Regions from separate parts of the Homo sapiens genome. Here all the other regions are linked to region 2. Evidence: read pairs that join two places in POLR2A ChIA-PET (ENCODE). Cell type or tissue: Panc1. All regions are shown on one strand. Links, peaks and the distances in the headings refer to the core of each region. The heading gives the core; the rest is flanking DNA.

Region 1 (6,193 bases), core at 1,410-3,909, 140 kb after region 2:
GTTTAATGACCAGTGATTATCTCCTATCTGCCTTGCTATCATACCAGTTTTGTTTTTTTTTCTTTTTAATCACTAGCGTTATCTGTACTTTGGAAGAAGAGCTACAATTAAACATATTTTGAACAGAAGAGAAAAAGGCAGCAGGGCTCTTTTGGCATCCGTTCGTACAGCCTATCATTCCAAAACATTTCTGGTTTTACACTGGTATCATCAACCAATGTCAGCACAGCTGAGGTGGCTGTGCTAATTAACTGTCCTGCCGAACCAGCTGAGAAAGCTTGTAGAAACTCCATGGGAATATGAGCTATTAGAAAGAAATTCTATCCAGTGGAACTAGGGAGCAAACCCAAATATAGAATCAAAACACAGAACAGTTGCCCTTAACCATCAGGTGATAACATCATCAGTTACAAGATGTTAGAGAGTTAGCAGAGTTGAATACCAGGCTGGTATGACAGAATAAAAATTAATTACACGTAAATAGTTCAAGGCCATTTCTTCTTCTGTTTACAACAAAGCTTTTGGGAATAGCTAACTTAGCATCTCAGAAGAGAGAAAGTTCTCACAATCCAAGAGAGAAAGTACTCAAAATCCAAAGGCACATTCTCAAGGGAAAAACCAGTGCAACATAAGAAAGGCTACAATCTCTAAGGGGCTGCTTGAGATGTGTATGGGGTGGGGCAAGAGTGGGGAGGGTTGTTCTGGGAATATGATGAAATCGTAGGTGTCATGCAGGATAGACAATTAGGGTCAAATGCCTGAAAAGGTGTATGTAACGTGACACATTATTCTTTTTCATTACTTCAATCTCTTTGTTAAATTCATCTGATAAAATTTTGAATTCCTTCTCTGTGTCATCTTGAACTTTTTCGAGTTCCTCAACCCAGCTATTTTGAATTCTCTATCTGAAAGGTCACATATCTCTGTTTCTCCAGAGTTGGTTCTTGGTACCTTATTTAGTTTGTTTGATGAAGTCATGTTTTCCTGGATGGTGTTGATGCTAGTAGATGTTCTTCATTGTCTGGGGATTGAAGGGTTAGGTATGTATTGTCGTCTTCACTGGGCTTATTTGTAGCTGTCCTTCTTGGGAAGGCTTTTCAGATATTTGAAAGGACTTGGGTGCTGTGATCTAGGCTGTATGTGCCTTAGGGGGCACCCCAAGTCCAGTTACGCTGTGGTTCTTGCAGAGCTGTAGAGGTACCACCTAGATGGTCTTGGATAACATCCAGGAGAATTCTCTGGATTATTGGATAAAAACTCTTGTTCCCTTCCCTTACATTCTCCCAAACATACAGAGTCTCTCTGTCTCTCTCTCTCTCTCTCTCTCCCCCCCCCCCCCACCTAACATGGGGGGTGGAGTGATACAAGCACTCCTGTGGCCACCACCACTGTGACTGCACTGGGTCAGGCCTGAAGCCAGCACAGTGCTATGTCTCGCCCAAGTCCTGCTGTAACCATTCCCTGGCTACTGCCTATATTCACTCAAGGCCCTGGGGCTCTGCAATCAGCAGGTAGCAAAGCCAGCCAGGCCTGTGTCCTTCCCTTCAGGGTAGCAAGGTCCCACAGACCCCTAATGGGTTCAGAAGTGCCATCCAGGAGTCAGGGACTAGAGTCAAAAACCTTAGAAGTTTACCTGGTGTTTTATTGTATTGCAGCTGAGCTGGCACCCAAGCTACACGATTCAGTCCTTCCCATTCTTCCCTCCCCTTTCCAAAGGCAAAAGGGCCTCACCCCATAGTCACCACCACCCCAGGCCACGAGGAGTACTGCCAGATTGCCAATGTTCCCTCAAAGTCCAAGGGCTCTTAAGTCATCTTGTCATGAATGCTGCCTGGCCTAGGACTCACCCTAAGGTGAGTCCACCAGGGCAGTGAGCTCCCCTCTGTCCAGGGCAGGTCTAGAAATGCCATCCAAGAGGCAAGTCCTGGAATCAAGGACCCCAAGAGCCCACTTGCTTGGTGCCCTACTGCGCTGTGGCTGTGCAGGCATGTAAGGTGCAAGACAAAATCTCCTTTACCTTTCACTCTGCTTTTCTGAAGCAGAAGAGGTTTTGCCCCATAGCCACCACAGCTGGTAATATGCTGAGTCTCAACTGAAACCAGCAAGTCTCAGAGGCTCACCCAAGCCCCTTGACATAGTACCCTGACATATCGCTGCTGGTTATTCAAGACCCAGGGCTCTTCAGTTAGCAGTTGATGAATGCTGCCAGGACTGAGTCCTTTCCTTCAAGGCAGCAGATTTCCTTCTGGCTCAGGGTGTGTCTAGAAATCTCGTCTGGGAGTTAGGGCCTGGAATGTGGGCCTCCCAGCTCTGACCAGTGTCCTATCCTGCTGTGGCTGAGCTGGTATCCAATACGCAAGACAAAGTCCTCCCCACTTTTCCTGCTCTTTCTCTCATGTAGAAGGAAGGAGTCTCTTTCGGAGCCCTGAGCTGTACAGCCTGGGGTTAGGAGAGGGGTGATGCAAGCACTCCCTTGGCTGCTCCAGTTGGTGTCCCAGTATGCCGCGTGCCCGCCTAGTCCACTGTCATTGGGCCTAATTCAGCCCTAGGACTCACCTAAGAGTTGCAGTCCTTATGGCCTAGACTGCCTTTCAAGCTTACTTAGAGACACAGGGTGATCTCTGTACCATGCAGGGGCTGCCAGGGTGGGAGAGGGATCGCATCAGTGATTCAGGACTGTTTTTTATCTCCTCATTGCCCCTTTCAATGATATGAAGTTAAAACCAGGTACTAGGAGTACTGATTTTTCATTCTTAAAAAATCACCACCACCCCAGGCCACGAGGAGTACTGCCAGATTGCAGTACTTATAAAAGGTGTTTCTTCTGTGTAGCTAGTTGTTAACTTGGTGTCCTCGCAGGTGGGGGGTGGAAGGCAGACATCCAGGGGACTTCCTATTCTGCCATCTTGCTCTACCTTCTCACATGGCACATGAATAAGAAAGATTTTGTTTGAGGCCAGGAAAATGAGAAGCTTCAGGAATTTCAAGAGTTAGGAGAGTTTTAATAAAAGTTGCTATGAGCAATGCACCACTACTACCACCATTTTTTTTAAGTTTGTTCAAGATATATAATAAAGAATAAGGCTCTTTACTGGGCTGTGTTTATCTAAATGTAACACTAAGACAGTCTTGGACTCTATAGAGTTTTAGATTGGTAGGCTTTTGTTGAGAACTGTGAAGGACCTGAGATTTTACCCTGCTTGAAAGCTAACAAGTTAACCTGGCAAAAGACATGAGACTCCTGGGGCAGAAACAAAGGACTTCATTACTCACAGCACAGCAAACCACATGAGCTTCTTGTTCATAGCCATTCCCCTTGCACTCCAAGGCCCATGAGGTGACACATTGCTTCAGGGGGATAAGAATACAGTTGGTTTGCATCCCGGCTGAGGGACATTAAGTGTAGGGAACTCGTATATTTTTTATAATGTGCTACAAGCAAACCTGCCTGGGCCTTTCCCCCAAGGGAAACATTATATTATACTGGACAATAAGCAAACCAGTCGTCAGCTCAAGAGAGATGCCATCTCTATCTTCCATGGCTGTTTGTTATGCAGGTGTCCCTGAAAAGATAGTGCCTCTGCTGGCAAGGTATGCCGAAGCATGAGACACCTATGGAGAATTGTCTCCTGAAAGCCTTATACTAACAGAGGCTACTGACAGTATAAGTCGTGCTCTCTTCCACCCACTGGGGCAATTCCAGGGTGGCAGCCAGTAAACATAATGTGTCCCTACAAGTTCCACTGTGCTCTTGAGGCATGCATATCTAGGCATCTGGGGGCATCTCCTTGGCTGTAGGGACACGGGCAATTGTTAGGGATACCATTCATTTGACCTCAAGTCATACAAAAGCAGTATCAGTTATATAACTGAGTCATTATGTGAATTGCCTTCATACTGAGGAAAATGAATATATATCTCAGCAGTTCTCCTTTTTCTGCCTTTTTCTCTATTTGTTCCCATTCCTGGAATTTCTCAACAAGGCAATAATCTCCCATATCCTCAGGCTCTTGAAGAGAGAAGGGTTTATACTATTATAAATAGCTCAAAATGTTCACTAGTTCTATTAATCGAACGCTTTGGGTTACAGGGTTGAAGAATAACAACTTGGAGTTTCTGATTCCCTTCCTAAATGATGTATAAGTTGAAACTGAATCCAGATTCTCTTAAGAAAACAGAAAGAGTCATAAACAACTTTTCTATTTGAATTCCCATGTCATGATGGCTTCAGTGAAACGACATGGGCCTGGAGTCAGAGAGACTCAAATGCAACTCTATCACTATTAGTATGACCGTTAGTAAATTAAGAGACTTAACCTAGGTCTCAATTTACTCATCTGTAACATAGGGATAAAAATACCTACATCCTAGTGTTGTTATCAGGATTAAAGGAGAAAATATTTGTAATGCATTTTGCATAGTACCTGGCTTTATGAATAATAGTTGTTATTATCAGCTTATCCTGTCACGCCAAGGAAGCCATAAAATACAATGTTGTGAGTGCAGGATTGCCCTTAACTTACTGCCTGTGTGAGATCCATTGCTATAGCTATCAATAAATCAGAAGTCAATGACTACTCTCCACTCTCGCCAACATGGAAATGTGTGGTGCTGTGAGATACTCAATTTGACTTCACTTCTTTGGTGGTGGATGCCACCTTTGTTCATTTGAATACTGGAGTTCAAAGGAGGATGCCAATAGGCATTGATGAGCTGCCAGGAAACCAGGTCTCTACAGAGCTTTATCACCTATGAATATCTTGGATACATCCTAAGCCAGGTGTCTTTTTAAAAAAAATATTTAAAAATCACTGTAGATTTTTAAAATTTCATATAATGTAGATTATAACTGCATTCTAAATTAAGGCTCTCCTAAGCACTTGAGTTCTGAAAAATTGCAACTTAGGCTAGAACTTGAATTGTTAGTGCTCAAGTCTGTAATGTCACCATGTCCTTCACCCCTAATCTTTTGCATCAACAAAGCAGTTAAAACAATAAACCCTTAGAAGACAAAGAAACTGAGCTCAGAAAAGATATTGAGTTGTCCAACTCCCTTTCCATTCAGTAAATTATCTCATCTCTGTAGCTGAGTCATTAACTCACAAGGAAGATAGTTACTGAGATTCCACCATGAGCAAATTATTATCCTGGCCCCTGGTGATAGGAAAGTATTAAGGCCTGATGACCACAGTCAGGAAGCTTCATTCTCTAAAGAAGCCACAAGGCAGCTTTTACATTGCACCTGCCAGAGTCAATGCACAGTGCTGGGAGATCCTGAATACTGTGTAAGGTAGGATTCCTTTGCTTTCAAGTAACAGAAAAAAAAAACCAACTTACTTTCTTTAAAATTTAGAATACTAAAGTAAAACACATCATAACCGGTGCTTCAATCATGGCATCAAGAAAACAGATTCCTTAGGAGTAGTTAATGCAGATCAAGTGCTTTTAACAGTACCCGGCAGCTAAGCATGATGGTTCACACCTGTAATCTCCACACTTCAGGAGGCTGAGGTAGGAGGATTGCATGAGCCCAGGAGTTAAAGACCAGCCTGGGCAACACAGTGAGCTCCCATCTCTACAAAAAGATTTAAAACGTAGCCAGATGGGATACCACATGACTGTAGTCCCAGCTACTTAAGAGGCTGAGGCAGGAGGATCTCTTGAGCCCAGAAGTTCGAGGCTGCAGTGAGATTTGATGGCACTACTGCTCTCCAGCCTGGGTGACAGAGTGAGACCCCCAACTGAAAAAAAAAAAAAGCACCTGGCACCTAGTAAACACTATTTAAATTTTATGTATCACTATTAGCTAGCACATGGCCCTCCACTCCAGACTCTTAAAGGGCCATAGTGGAATTATATATAAAGTAAATGAGAGCAGAGTAAATTTTACCCAGAGAGTGAAGGGCAGGTTTCACAGAGAAACTTACATTTAACCTCATTCTTGAGCCCAGGAAGATTGCCAAATAGGCAAATTAAGTTTCTTAAGGCAGAAGATGCAACATGTGCAGGGTGAGCAAGCTTGAAGGGCAGAGTGACTGGTTAAATAAATTCTGATTCATCTGTACAGGGGTTAATAAGCAACCGTTTAAAAGAATGATATAGAAATGATGTATTAGATGAAATCTTTATGAATGAAAAATTAGAGTGACACAATAGTATGCATAGGAGGTTCTCATTCAATTTTAAGTACCTC
Region 2 (6,193 bases), core at 1,860-4,359:
ATTAGACCTGAGGAAAAGGTACACATGAGACTGACTTGAAATCAAAGATTTTAGGCCCATTTGCTCAAACTAAAAGAATCCTCAGCCATAATAGCTGTCCAAGATGAGCCAGGACACAAGAACCATCTCTTGTGTCCCTTTATTGCCAAGTGTGCCATCCCTGTCTAATTTCATATCTCCCACTGGGAGAAAAGAGGTAGCAACAACATTATTACCAATAATGCCACGCTCTTTAGAAACTGTTTGTATTGAAACAATATAGACCTTCTTGCCTCTGTAATTATCTAATACCATTCACTTACTGCTGGTTCCATCATTAGTCATACCACTGCATTATCCCTCCTGCTCTCTGTGGATAATGGCTTCCAATGACCCTTTCAACAGTCGTTACTGAGCTTTGTTGATGACGACCACAATACAAGAATATCCAGGGTATGCAGAAAAAAATGCGAACCACGTTTTGTTTTCTGGGCATGTTAAATGTACCATACAAAAATTTACATTGTAAAAACATAGAACTACACATCTCCCAACTGAGTAGGTCATAATCATAGCACTCCTATAATCTGATTGGTTTCAATGTTGACTGCTCTCTCGACTTCCATATACCACAACCAGCAGGGACAATAGGCAAAAGCCCTTAGGTAGGGTGGACAGAACAGTCTCATTCTCACAAGAAATGTCTGTTCCTCATGTGGTACAGCTAAAGACAGACCAGGGTGAGTAAAACATCACTGCATCAGTAAGAAGCAAAAGAGGATATCAAATGAAGGGCCTGTTGGCTTTGCATAGCACTTGTCTGTCCTCTGAAGAGATAAGTCCGCTCCCCTAAGACTGCCTGGTGAGGGGGTGGACTGACAATCCTAGGTGCCACTGAGGGTACATACAGAGTAAATAACACCATGGCAGCCCCTCACCACCTTTGTGTGCTGGACTTGAGGTGATGCTGTGGTGAAAACTCAAAGAGCCAACACATGGCCTTCACATGCATTTGAAACTTAAAAGTCAACGGTAGATGGTAGGCAAGACAGAATGCTGAAATCGTTCTGCGCCTCATGTGAATGAGGATGTGTCAGCTTGTCAATACCATTCTCTAGGCCCAACTCTGCATGATCCTGCCTGGAAAAAGCAGGCTGGCCAGTAAAAAAAAAAAAGCACTCTGCATAGCTCCACCATCCGGAAACAAGGTCCTGGACACAGGCCCCTGGGATGTCCCATAGATGAGGGTCTTGATGCTCCTTAGAAGCATCTGATCAACCCTTGTTAAAGGTGGGGTGGGGGTAAAATGGTGGGAGAATACCCTGAAAGGAAAAAACATGGACCAGGGCTCATGCATCCCTGGTGCAGATTCAGGTCACCTTATCCCAAAGGAACGGTTGGCCTAACCAAGCCCAGGCACCAAAAAGACCTCACTTGCTTAAATCTGAGGGCAGTATTGGCCATTTAGGCACTCCTTAGAAGCATTTCTGAGACTCTTTTGAGGAGGGTTGATATGGGCCACAGCTTTATTCTGTGGTTGTTGGTTACTCTAGCAAGCTGCTGTCTTGCCCCATTCTTTCTGGCCATCTATTGCTATCACATAAAACGATTCTCTTTTTTCTCTTAATATCGGCAATTTTATATTGTCATGTCACTTTGCTTTTAAGCTAAAAAACATTCCTCTCTTAAATTCTTAACCACAATCTACAACAAGGCTGTGGGGTTTAATAAAACTTTAGTAACAGCTCAAGAGTATAGAAGTGACATGAAAAAAAGAAAAGGAAAAGAAACAAACAGAAATAAATTAGGTAAGCATTCCTGCTCTTACACTCTCAGGGCCATACCCAATCCCAAGGATTCTTTATGACCATTGCCCAGTTAGACAATGTCAGCATAAGGTAGGTGCCCAGTGAATGAATATTAGTTAAATGACTGAATGAAAAGTTGAAAATTCCCTTGCAGTGGGAGAGTCTTTGACTATATTCTTCTTAGCCTGGAGTTACTGCCCCGACCCTGAGTCTCAAGCCTCACAGAGGTGCTGACAGGCCATTCTCAGATCTGCCACACAGGTATAGAATTACCCTACTGTCTCAATTCTATTCACCGTGACGTTTACCTCTTTCATTATTATTCACAGACATTTAACTCTCAGTTTCCATTCCAGGATTATATCTTGAGTTTACCTTTATAAAAACAAAATCCCATTGGAAGTTTTTTTGCCACCTCCTCCACCCCACCCCCAAATAAGCATCTTTCTAGGCAGAATTCAATACCAGCAACACTAATTTTGAAACTGCATTTTCTTCCCTTCCTTTTCTCCGCAGCCTTCCAGTGTTTCAGTTGCCAGACAGGATTCAAGATTCAAGTTTCTGGACTTTTCTAACCACCCAGCAGCCCCTGCAAGTGGTTACATTTCCTAAACAAATGACCAGTTTGGGGTGGCAAGCAGGGAGATAATTTGCGCGCCACTGCGCTCCAGCCTGGGTGATAGAGCGAGGCTCCATCTCAAAAAAAAAAAAAAAAAAAAAAAAGAGTGAGCATTTTGCTTGGCTTTGCCCTCTGTGTTTAGCTCTTCCTCATTACCCTAGCAATGATGGCTGGTCAAAGATCCTGGCCATCTCTACATCTTTTTCCACTTTAGAGACAAGACTAACAATTACCAACGTGCATTATAAGTTCACTGCTGAAAGCCTTAAATTGTTAGTTTAAATATCGAGTAACAAGGGAGCTTTCATTTCCTAAAAGTTGTAATTGTTTAGAATTCACAGCCTCATATTTATGCTTCGACAATTTCTTGGGTGATAAATCCTCAGTTAGTATCAGGTTTTAAACTTAATTTACTTATAATCTACACATAGTATTAGTTAAGAAACCCTACTTATAAATGATAAAACTTTGCTATAATTAGCAGGAGTGTGGAAGGAAGAAGAATTGCCTTGGGCCACACATACAATACACTTACAATAATGATAGCTGATGAGCAAAAAAAAAAAAGTCTCATAATGTTTTAAGAAAGTTTACGAATTTGTGTTGGACTGCATTCGAAGCCATCCTGGGCTGCATGCAGCCTGTGGGTCATGGGTTGGACAAGCTTGTAACTAGAGTTTATAATGATTCTTCCATCATTTAGCCTCTCTTTTCAAAAATAAGGTATTTTTCCCTAATAGCTTTTGCAACTTGATAGTTAATTGTTAAAATAATCACTAAAATAGCCATCCTACCTATGACTCCATAAAGAAAATCCATTTGTATAAAGGAAGATTAAGTGAATAAATAAATAACTTAGCTTAATAGTAAATTCACAGCTAATATCAGAAGTTACATAATTTAGGATGGGCTCCTCTAAATTACCTTTGGTTAATTATAAGACAGATCAAAATGTTTAAAAATATAACGGTTCGAGTTAGCATGCAGTCCTAGGTAATTAAAGACATTGTGCCCTTTTTTGTATTTATTTAAATAAAAGTAAAATATTGACCTTCCTAACTATCCTATAGAGTAGTCCTAACCTTGCCTGGAAGAGGGTGATGATTTGTAGAGTTATGATTGTTAATGGCCTTCAAATGCAGCCTGCACAGGCCCTTAACTCCCCAGTGTACAGTAAGGTTTAGCCCTTTCCAGATGGGAAAATGATAAGGACACTAGAAAGATAGTAGGTCATTCTTGGGCAGCTGCCAGAAACTTGCAGCAAAATGAATCATGTAGGGCTGTGGTGCTTTAGCCAGCATTTTTCCATTTTAATTTATCAAGCCAAAGCTTGTTGACATGAAAGTGAATGAAATTGTTATACAGTGGGCTCTAAAAAGCCAGCTCAAGGGTTTAGTGGAGAAGAGCTCTGACTATAAATAACAAAGAAAATACAGGGAATGTTCTTTCCACTAGCACCTGCTCTGTTGTTTGAGATGCATCGGCAATTAACTCAAATCCCAATATCAGCAGCAACTGGAAAAAGGCCAATTCTTTGAAATATTACGGAGGCTCCAAAATCTGTTGTAGATGATTATCAAAGGGCTGATTCTCAAACTGGTCATTTTAGTTTTTTGATATGTAGGGCTGTATTTATTTGTTTACCAAATGTAGTAAAGTAACTGACCGAAATGACAAAGTATTATTGATATTGCTAGGAGAGTGGCTTTGCAATCAGAAAAGGTTAATGCCATCCTGCTTGAAAAAAAAATATTTTGCTGTGACTTGTCCAAAAAAGAAAACAATGAAATAAATCACTGACTAGCATTCACAAATGAAATCTCTGCATTTAGCTGAGGCATATAAATCAGGTTTTACAGTAAAAACAAGATACCCGCAATTTCCACTCTGAGTAAAAGAAAAAAACTAGCTGATTAGAGTAAGATTTAACACATGTGCATTAAGGAAAAAAAAAAACAAAACCTTCCTTGATGAAAGAGTATTTAACATTTTAAGCCTCTACTTAATGTTTTTGCACATAGTGACTCCTGATTAAATATATTTCTCTTAATAAAGAATGTTACCTGTACTAGCAAGAGACGAAGTATAATACTGTCTCTTTTCTTCTGAGGATGGAATAACACAATGTTTCCACTGCATATGCTCGCATCCTGTGGAATCTGGAAAAAAATATATACTCTCTGAGTCCATTTATTTCTTAATCGTTAGATTTATTTATTTGTGCCTTTACTCAAACAATATTTATTGAATGTCTTTTTGGGGCAACACGCCATATAAGGTTCTGTCAATTTTCTCAACTGACGCTGCAGATCAGTCAACTAAGTATGATGCCTACTTTTTTAAAATCAGGAAAGATAAAGCGTAAATAAATATTTAGGATATAAATACAAAGTAATAAATATTTCCATTAAAGAATGAAATATTAATCAAAGCTTCCTACTATCATCATTCTTTTTCCACTTTGTGAATTCACTTATATTTATATCTCACAGAAACATAAAATTAAGTGCCATCTAGATTCATAATAATTTATTGCCTTTATTTAAAATAATAAAATTGCACGCTGTGGTAGCTCTAGAAAATCTAGACTCTATGTTCACTATACTATAATCAATACTCTGCACATAGACCATTAGGCCATTCCACATATCAACATTAAAAGTCATTTAAAATTGCTATTAATATTATTTAATGATGATAATAAAAGACTAGACTCTGTAATTAACTTTGAGAAAAAATAAAACAATGATTAACATTTGTAAATGCTTATTATGTTCTCGGCATTTTGCTAATTGCTTTGTACACTTACTAACTGGATCATTATATTATCCCTTTGGGGTAAGTGCTGCCCTTCTCAGCATTTTACAGATGAGAAAACTGAGGATCAGAACGTTTCACTAACTTGGCAATATCTGATTTTGGACCCAGATGAGCAGTACTACCAACAATTATACTAATCTGAAACAGATTATAAATATTTAAAAATAAAAGATAAAGTGTTGTTTACAGATAATATAATTGCATATGTGAAAAAATAGAATGAACTAGAAATTTGTTACAAATGAAGACATTATGATATTTATATAGTTAATAAATATAAACTCTCATATATAAATAATAACCACTTTAAAAATATAATGGAAGAAAAGATCTCAATCACAGTCCCAAACAGAAAGATCTTTATAAAAACAAACTTTATATGGAATGTGTAGGACATTACAAGGTGAACATTTTTCAGAATCTATGGAAAGACATACTGTATGCCTTCAATAAATTGCAATTTATCTTGTTCTTAGAAATAAGAGCTCAATGTTAAATCATCATTTCTTTTGGGGAAAAAAAAGAACACTCTAAAATCTACAAAATAAAACTGTCACTACAGTAGCCTGAAAAGTAAATATATAAAACTAGCTGGATTATAAAGAGGAAGAATAAGGAGTTGTACCAGATAATAAAACATACGGTAAAGCTGCAGTTCATATCACTTCAGTAATAGGCCAGGAATACACAAAAGCATCAATGGAAAAGAAAGTCCAGAAACACACCCAAATACATACGGAAATTACCATAAAGAGAGCATTTCAAACCAGTGTGGGTAAAGATAAAATTTTCAATAAATCTGTGATAACTATATAGTCATTTGGAAAAAGTAAAACCACATCTCCAAATCACTACTTAGATAAAAATAAACTCCAGATGGAGCAAAGATTTAAAGTAAACAATGAAGCCATTAAAGAACTGGATGAAAACGTGACTGAATTTATTTATAACTTAGGGTGGAGATGGT
Region 3 (6,193 bases), core at 1,410-3,909, 56 kb after region 2:
GCACCTTGAAGCAAAGCCACCAAGATGTGAGAGAGAGATGGAGGTGGTGGGAGGGGTACTGCTTTGGGGCAGGAGTTCAGGACTGGTCTCTGTGGTCTGTGTAAAGTGCACTCCAAACAGAGAGAACAAGAGCAAGTGCCCAGGGTGAAAAGGGAGTGTGTGTTACTAAGGACAGACGACAGCCCATGTTACTTGGAGCAGAGTGAGAAACACAGAGAAGGGTACAAGTTGGGGACAAAGAGGTAAGCAGGGGCCCTAGTTGTCCATGAAATGGAAGTTAGATATTATCTTTGGGTAATGAGAAGCTATTGGAATGTTTTAAGCAGAGGAGTGATTTGCATTTTTAAAAGATCATGCAGGCTTTCATATGAAAATAAGATTGTAAGGAAACAAAAGTACATGCAAGAGACCAGTTACAAGGCTGAATGCCTCTCTCCCCAAATCTGAGTGCACACTTCCCAAGATGAGGTTTCTCCTTTGTGTTTTCATTTTTATTTATTTTAAAATCTTATCCCTGCACCCCAGCCCAGACTTCCTGACTTAACCACCACTTACCAGTCCAAGACCCAACTTCCATCTCTGAAAGCTTGTGTTTGGTTTTCTTTGAATTAGTTCTCGATCACTATTTATTAACAACATATCATATCATGGTGTCTATACCAGAATAATTCAAAAGGTAATTTAAGGAACACAAGGCATCCAAAACAGAGCAGCAAGACAAAGGAAAAATAATCCTGGTACATACCAGATTCAATTTTGAGTTTGAGATTAGATTTCACACTGGGCTTATTAGCCTTTGTTAAATCAAGTTTAGCTTAAAGCTGCCTCCTTACCTATTGTAAGTCTGGCTTAAATGTTTCTCTGTACAGCATGAACTATAACCTAAATGGGAGTGTAAACAGACTATAGTCTACACTTGTGCCAATCGCCAAGTTTTGACCAATCAAATGTGGCCAAATGGTCAAACTGTGTTCAAATAAGACAAATGTCGAACTTTAACCAATCCAGCTGTTTCTGTACCTCACTTTAGTTTTCTGTACATCACTTCCTCTTTCTGTCCATAAATCTTCCACTATGTGGCTGCCCTGGAGTCTCTGAGCCTACTCTGGCTTGAGAGGCTGCCCGATTTGCGAATTGTTCATTGCTCAATTAAACTCTTAAATTTAATGTGACTGAAATTTTTCTTTTAACACCTTACAGGGCTAAATATCCCTTTTCTAAATTGGTTCTAAGTCCTGGAGGCATTTTGGTGTCACCTAAAGGACTTTTAAAAATACCTATGCCTAGGTTCAATTCCAAGAGTTTCTGATTTCACTGGTCTATGGCAGAACTGTATTATTGTAGTCTTTTTAAATCTACCCAAATAATTTTAATGTATAACCATGGTTGAAATTATGCTTCTTATGCTTCTAAATGCACGGGCATTTAGCCAGAAAGAAAGGAAAAATGATATACGGAGCAATAGCAGCAAGACCTTCTCACCCTTGAGCCTGAAATGAGGAAGAGCAACACTATTTTTTTTTCCATGAAGGATGCAGGTGGAAAGTTAATTCGGCAATACAGAGACCAAACAGCAAAAAAAGGGAGTAGTTCCAGAACTCAGAGACTTAGCTAAGTCTAGATCTAAGCTATCTCAAAAAAGAAATGTAAGCTGTCTCAAATACTAGATTTCTGGAAGTGACTATTTAAAAGCAACTGGCTCTACTTTACACTTACACAATTTAAAATACAAATCTAAAGTGGAATGATGTGAGATCTCTTTCCAAAAGACTGCCACTTACATACTCAAATCTTGAAAGGAAACATGCACCCAAATAAATATCAAAAGGGAAGTTCTCTCTTGCCTTCCAACCATCTGGCTCAAACACCTTCATCTTCCAAAAAATAAACATTAATCAGGAAATGATGCAGAAGAGCAGAGTTCTGGAGAATTCAGGAGAGGGAGAGGCAATGGCAGGCACTGCTTTCCTACTATGTATCAAGCATTGTGAGGGACAGTCCCCAAATTTTCCCATTTATCATAAAAATAACCCCTTGTTAGCATCACTTGTATTTCACAGTTGTTTAAACTGAGGCTTCAAGTATTAAGTGATTTTATTAAGATCCCACATCTAGAAAGCAGGAGAGAAGTGTTCAGAGCTCCAAAACCCATATTCTTCATTATGCTATGCTTCTTCAGCCAAGATAAGGTGGGGCAAAGGGACTGAAGAAACTAGGCAAATTGGAAATCAGGAAGATACTGAAAAATGTACAAAATTAAGAAGCCGAAGACAGACAAATGCCAAAATTAAGAAGTTGAAGGGGGACAAATTTCTGCCTGGAATCCCTGATGTAGTGTCTCTGCTCCCTCCTTTCTGGCACAGAGACAGGAATAATTCCAGGTAGGAATTTAACATGGAATGTTAAGGGACCCCAGGCTAAGAATATGGCATGGACAAGAGAGTCAGCAAAATGAGGGATGGAAGAAGAGAGAGCCACCTGGGACTCATAGCACCAATTGCCAATGGTTTGCCTTGTGAGGTGGGAGACTCTTTTCTTCCTCCTCACCTATCCCAGAAAAGCATTTCACAGAGACCTACTTTCAAATGTCACTTTTCCCGCTTTTCCTTTGTAAAACTATCATATTCAAGAACACTTCCTGCCTTCTTGTATGTTTATTTTATGTTGGAGCTTATTCATTTATGGTAATATAGAAAAAAAGAGCTTTGGGATGTTTTTCTTTTCTTTTCTTTTCAATTTGCAAAGGGATTTTGAGAGTGCTGAGAAATAGTGTTCTTTCTCCATGAAATAAGCATTTGCTGAAATGGACCAAGGAAACAGAAGTGAATATTTTCTGCCCACTGCAACACTTCTCAGCTTATTTCGTTTGAGCCACTTAGACACCTTGCTTCTAGTTAAGCAATTTCATACAGAACTCTATTTTCCATTATGAAATCATTGTCGTTGCTTGAGGGACAAAAGATCTTCTCAGCAAATGAAAAACTTGATTCTAATCATTTACTCTAATCAGTAATTAACATTTTGCCAAACTACTAAAAATACAATGACACACAGAAGAACATTTTCATGAGGGTTTATGAGTGTTTCCCAGCCTGTTTCTCTTTAATTTTTAAAACTCTCACAATAATTGTCTTAAAGATTCTATCAAACTACCTTTCTCGGTCTCTGTGAAATACAAGTCATTAAGAAGACAAAGACTATTTATAAATGGCTAGTGGACATCAATATTCTGTCCATTCATTGAGTATATATGGGCCTTTTTCTTTGTTTTGTTTTGAGTCCCAAAGAACAAGACAAAGATAAAGGTGAACACAAAGCAGTCACTCTTTGCCGAAGAGTGGGATGATATCAGAGGCAGCCAAACCGGTTATCTGTTAGGGAGGCTATTGGAATCCTGCTGCTTCATTGGTTTCCTTGTTATAAAGGTTGCTCTGGCCTTTTCGCACACTTGGAGAAAATTTTATTCATTGCAATGTCACACCTGTGAAATAGAGCTCTTTGATGACAACACTGCCTCCAGATAGAACGTAACCTTTGCTTCACTAACAGGCAGCTGGGGAAGTGCAGTCATATATCAGTGCTGTGAGTGATGTCATTGAAAGGCAAGGCTGCTAGAAGGGAAACCAAACACAAAACAGTGGACTCCCACTGCATTCTCTCCAATAGGAAGACATTCCATCCAATAACAACTGTCATGGCTGGGTTGGATTACTCCGAAAGTACCAATGGCACGCCAGAACAAAAGGCATTGATAGCTGCCAGAAACCCAAACCATGATAAAAAAGCAATTATGTCATGGCATCATAGGTGTGTTTCCTCTTTTTGTTCTGTTGCCACAAGGAAAAGAACTTTATCCCTGTAGATAAAACTCGAAGGTAGAAGGCCAAACTGAGAAAAGATGGTGTCGAAGACTTTTTAAATTTCTGGTGAAATTCTAACCCACAACTCCTAGCTCAGACTTTGAGTTGGTAGTTACTTGGCTTACTCTTACTTTAACATAAAATAAAAGCAGTTCCTCTGTTTAGGGATGTATATGCCTCCATTAAAAAAATCGGAGATTTCTTTATGATCTGCTTTTTTCTGAAATAATAACTTTTCTTAAGTGTATGCTATTCTTAAGCTCAGTATAAAAGAAACTTTGAACTATTGACCTTACGGATGATATGGGCAGGTACCATTCACCACCTTTTCAAGCAGCCATTTCAATTTTCTGAGGGTGAATTTTTTCCCTCATATTAGGCAACTCTGGTATCTTTACAGATAATTATTCACTTGGTCAATTTTCTGGACCTTTTTTTTCCTTTTCTTTCTCTCTCCTGCTGCATTATCATGACATGACTATTCACTCTGTGCCAAAGGGAACTCAAGGATATAGGAGTCACACCAGCCAGCATGGCTCCCTGGAAACAAGTTTGGCAAAGAATATCATGGGTGAGGAAGTACTGGGAATTCCTAGCTCGAATAAATTTTTAGAGTTTTCCATGTATTTTTTGGTTTTCTTTGGTCTCAACATCTCCAATCGAAACATAATTGAAATATCACTGTTTTATGTATCAGCATTTGAACACAGCAAAGTCCATTGATGTAATATGATGTTTGGAATAGTAGAACATCTGGTAGGAAACAGGGGTTTTGACACTTGTCTAAACCATAGATGTTGTAATTCTTATTTTTCTATCCAGTGTTTATAGAAGAGTACAATTTTCCCCATTGTTGACATAATTTATATATTAAAATCATATGAAGATGTTGTTTCAAAGCATACATATGCAGTATCCACGCCTAGGATTCTGATTTAGTTGTCTGTGTTGGGGATGAAGCATGTATGCTTTTTAAAACTTTCTAGGTGCTTCTCAACTAGACCACTAAGTGAAAACCAATGGTGTAAAGATTTATTTTGCATACTTTTTTAAAATGACATTTAAAAAATTTTAAGCTACATCTCCACTATATATTTTATTTTATTTTTTGTTTGTGTTTTTTTTTGTTATTATTTTTAAGACAAGGTCTCATTCTGTTGCCCAGGCTGGAGTGCAGGGCCAGGATCTCGGCTCACTTCAACCTCTGCTTCTTGGGCTCAAGAGATTCTCCCACCTCAGCCTACTAAGTAGCTGGGACTACAGGTGTGCGCCACCACATCCTGCTAATTTCTTATATTTTTTGTAGAGACAGGATTTTGCCATGTTGCACAGGCCAGTCTCTTACTCCTGGACTTAAGCAACCCGCCTGCCTCAGCCTTCCAAAGTGCTGGGATTACAGGCTTGAGCCAGCTCATGGAACTCTACTATCCGCTTTAAAAAGAATCTCCTGGATACTGTTTAAATGTCTTATACATGGTATCTATATTTCCATGGTACAATTTTTTCAAGATCCACTCCATTAAGTTGCATGCTAAGATCCTGATTGCTGTATTCATTTTAGTCAGCAAAATTAGATTTCTCAATTTCATCGATTAGAGAACAGACATATAAATTCCTGTTGTCAAATGCTTAACTTTAAAATTACACACCGTAGAGTAAACAAAAGATTGGAGTATGAGTCAGAAATGTGGGTTCTAAACACAACCATGCCACTAACTTAGAGCTCAGTATCTGCATTGGTTAAATGTGGGGTTGGTTTAGGTGTGGCCTGAGATCCTGTTCGGATTCAGCATATGTGATCCCATTTACACTCTGATCCTGTGTGAAATGGACTGGCAGTTGCTAACAGAAATAACAAGTGCATGAGAGGTTGCCTTTGCTGCTTTCCAGAGGGCCGCTGTAGCTATCAAGTCAGGAATACCCAGGAGCTAAGCTTCCTCTGTGCCATCTGCTCTAGCAAGTAATGGCTTAGTTCACACAACCTGCTATCTAGGTAGCAGGCCTTGGACTGTCAGCTCGCCCCGTCAACTTCAGTCCTGTTAGATTCATGACCCCTAAAGGTATTAGTTGCCTAATTAACTGACTGATGATGACTGACATGTATACACAATTAACTCTTTAGTCTCACTAGCCCTCAAATGAGATCCATATGTTCCTAATCTACAAATATGCTTTAGTCTCTCCTCCCATGGTGAAATCACAATTGGGCACTTCTTGGGAGATATAGACCAGTGATTTTTAAGCACCTTTGCAGTCACGCAAAATTTCCACTCCATTGACTGATCCATACCACACTTGATAATGCCTGTCCTTTACATGTGATTTTATAGCCA

What was found. ChIA-PET counts read pairs that join two places held together with the same protein. Peaks named below come from ENCODE experiments on the same cell type or tissue, not always from the same donor. Only the 100,000 strongest peaks of a DNase experiment are listed, where the experiment ranks them.
Region 1: POLR2A ChIA-PET joins it to region 2 with 14 read pairs; 3 of 35 experiments call an interaction of 5 or more read pairs at or near these places.
Region 3: POLR2A ChIA-PET joins it to region 2 with 12 read pairs; 2 of 35 experiments call an interaction of 5 or more read pairs at or near these places.

The regions. Positions count from the first base shown.
Region 1 is chr5:125,181,155-125,187,347 of GRCh38, reverse strand. The region is part of intron 4 of LOC101927421 (a long non-coding RNA gene); the gene reads right to left. Among named protein-coding and RNA genes, the nearest start is that of LINC02240, 310 kb to the left of the region's middle. In Panc1, for the core only: no CTCF peak of the experiment used is centred there; no DNase peak of the experiment used is centred there; H3K27ac peaks cover 1,274 bases.
Region 2 is chr5:125,323,724-125,329,916 of GRCh38, reverse strand. LOC101927421 (a long non-coding RNA gene) reads right to left here. Exons shown (of 6, transcript NR_109882.1): 5 at 4,470-4,565. Among named protein-coding and RNA genes, the nearest start is that of LINC02240, 170 kb to the left of the region's middle. In Panc1, for the core only: no CTCF peak of the experiment used is centred there; no DNase peak of the experiment used is centred there; H3K27ac peaks cover 2,297 bases.
Region 3 is chr5:125,267,416-125,273,608 of GRCh38, reverse strand. The region is part of intron 4 of LOC101927421 (a long non-coding RNA gene); the gene reads right to left. Among named protein-coding and RNA genes, the nearest start is that of LINC02240, 220 kb to the left of the region's middle. In Panc1, for the core only: no CTCF peak of the experiment used is centred there; no DNase peak of the experiment used is centred there; H3K27ac peaks cover 1,139 bases.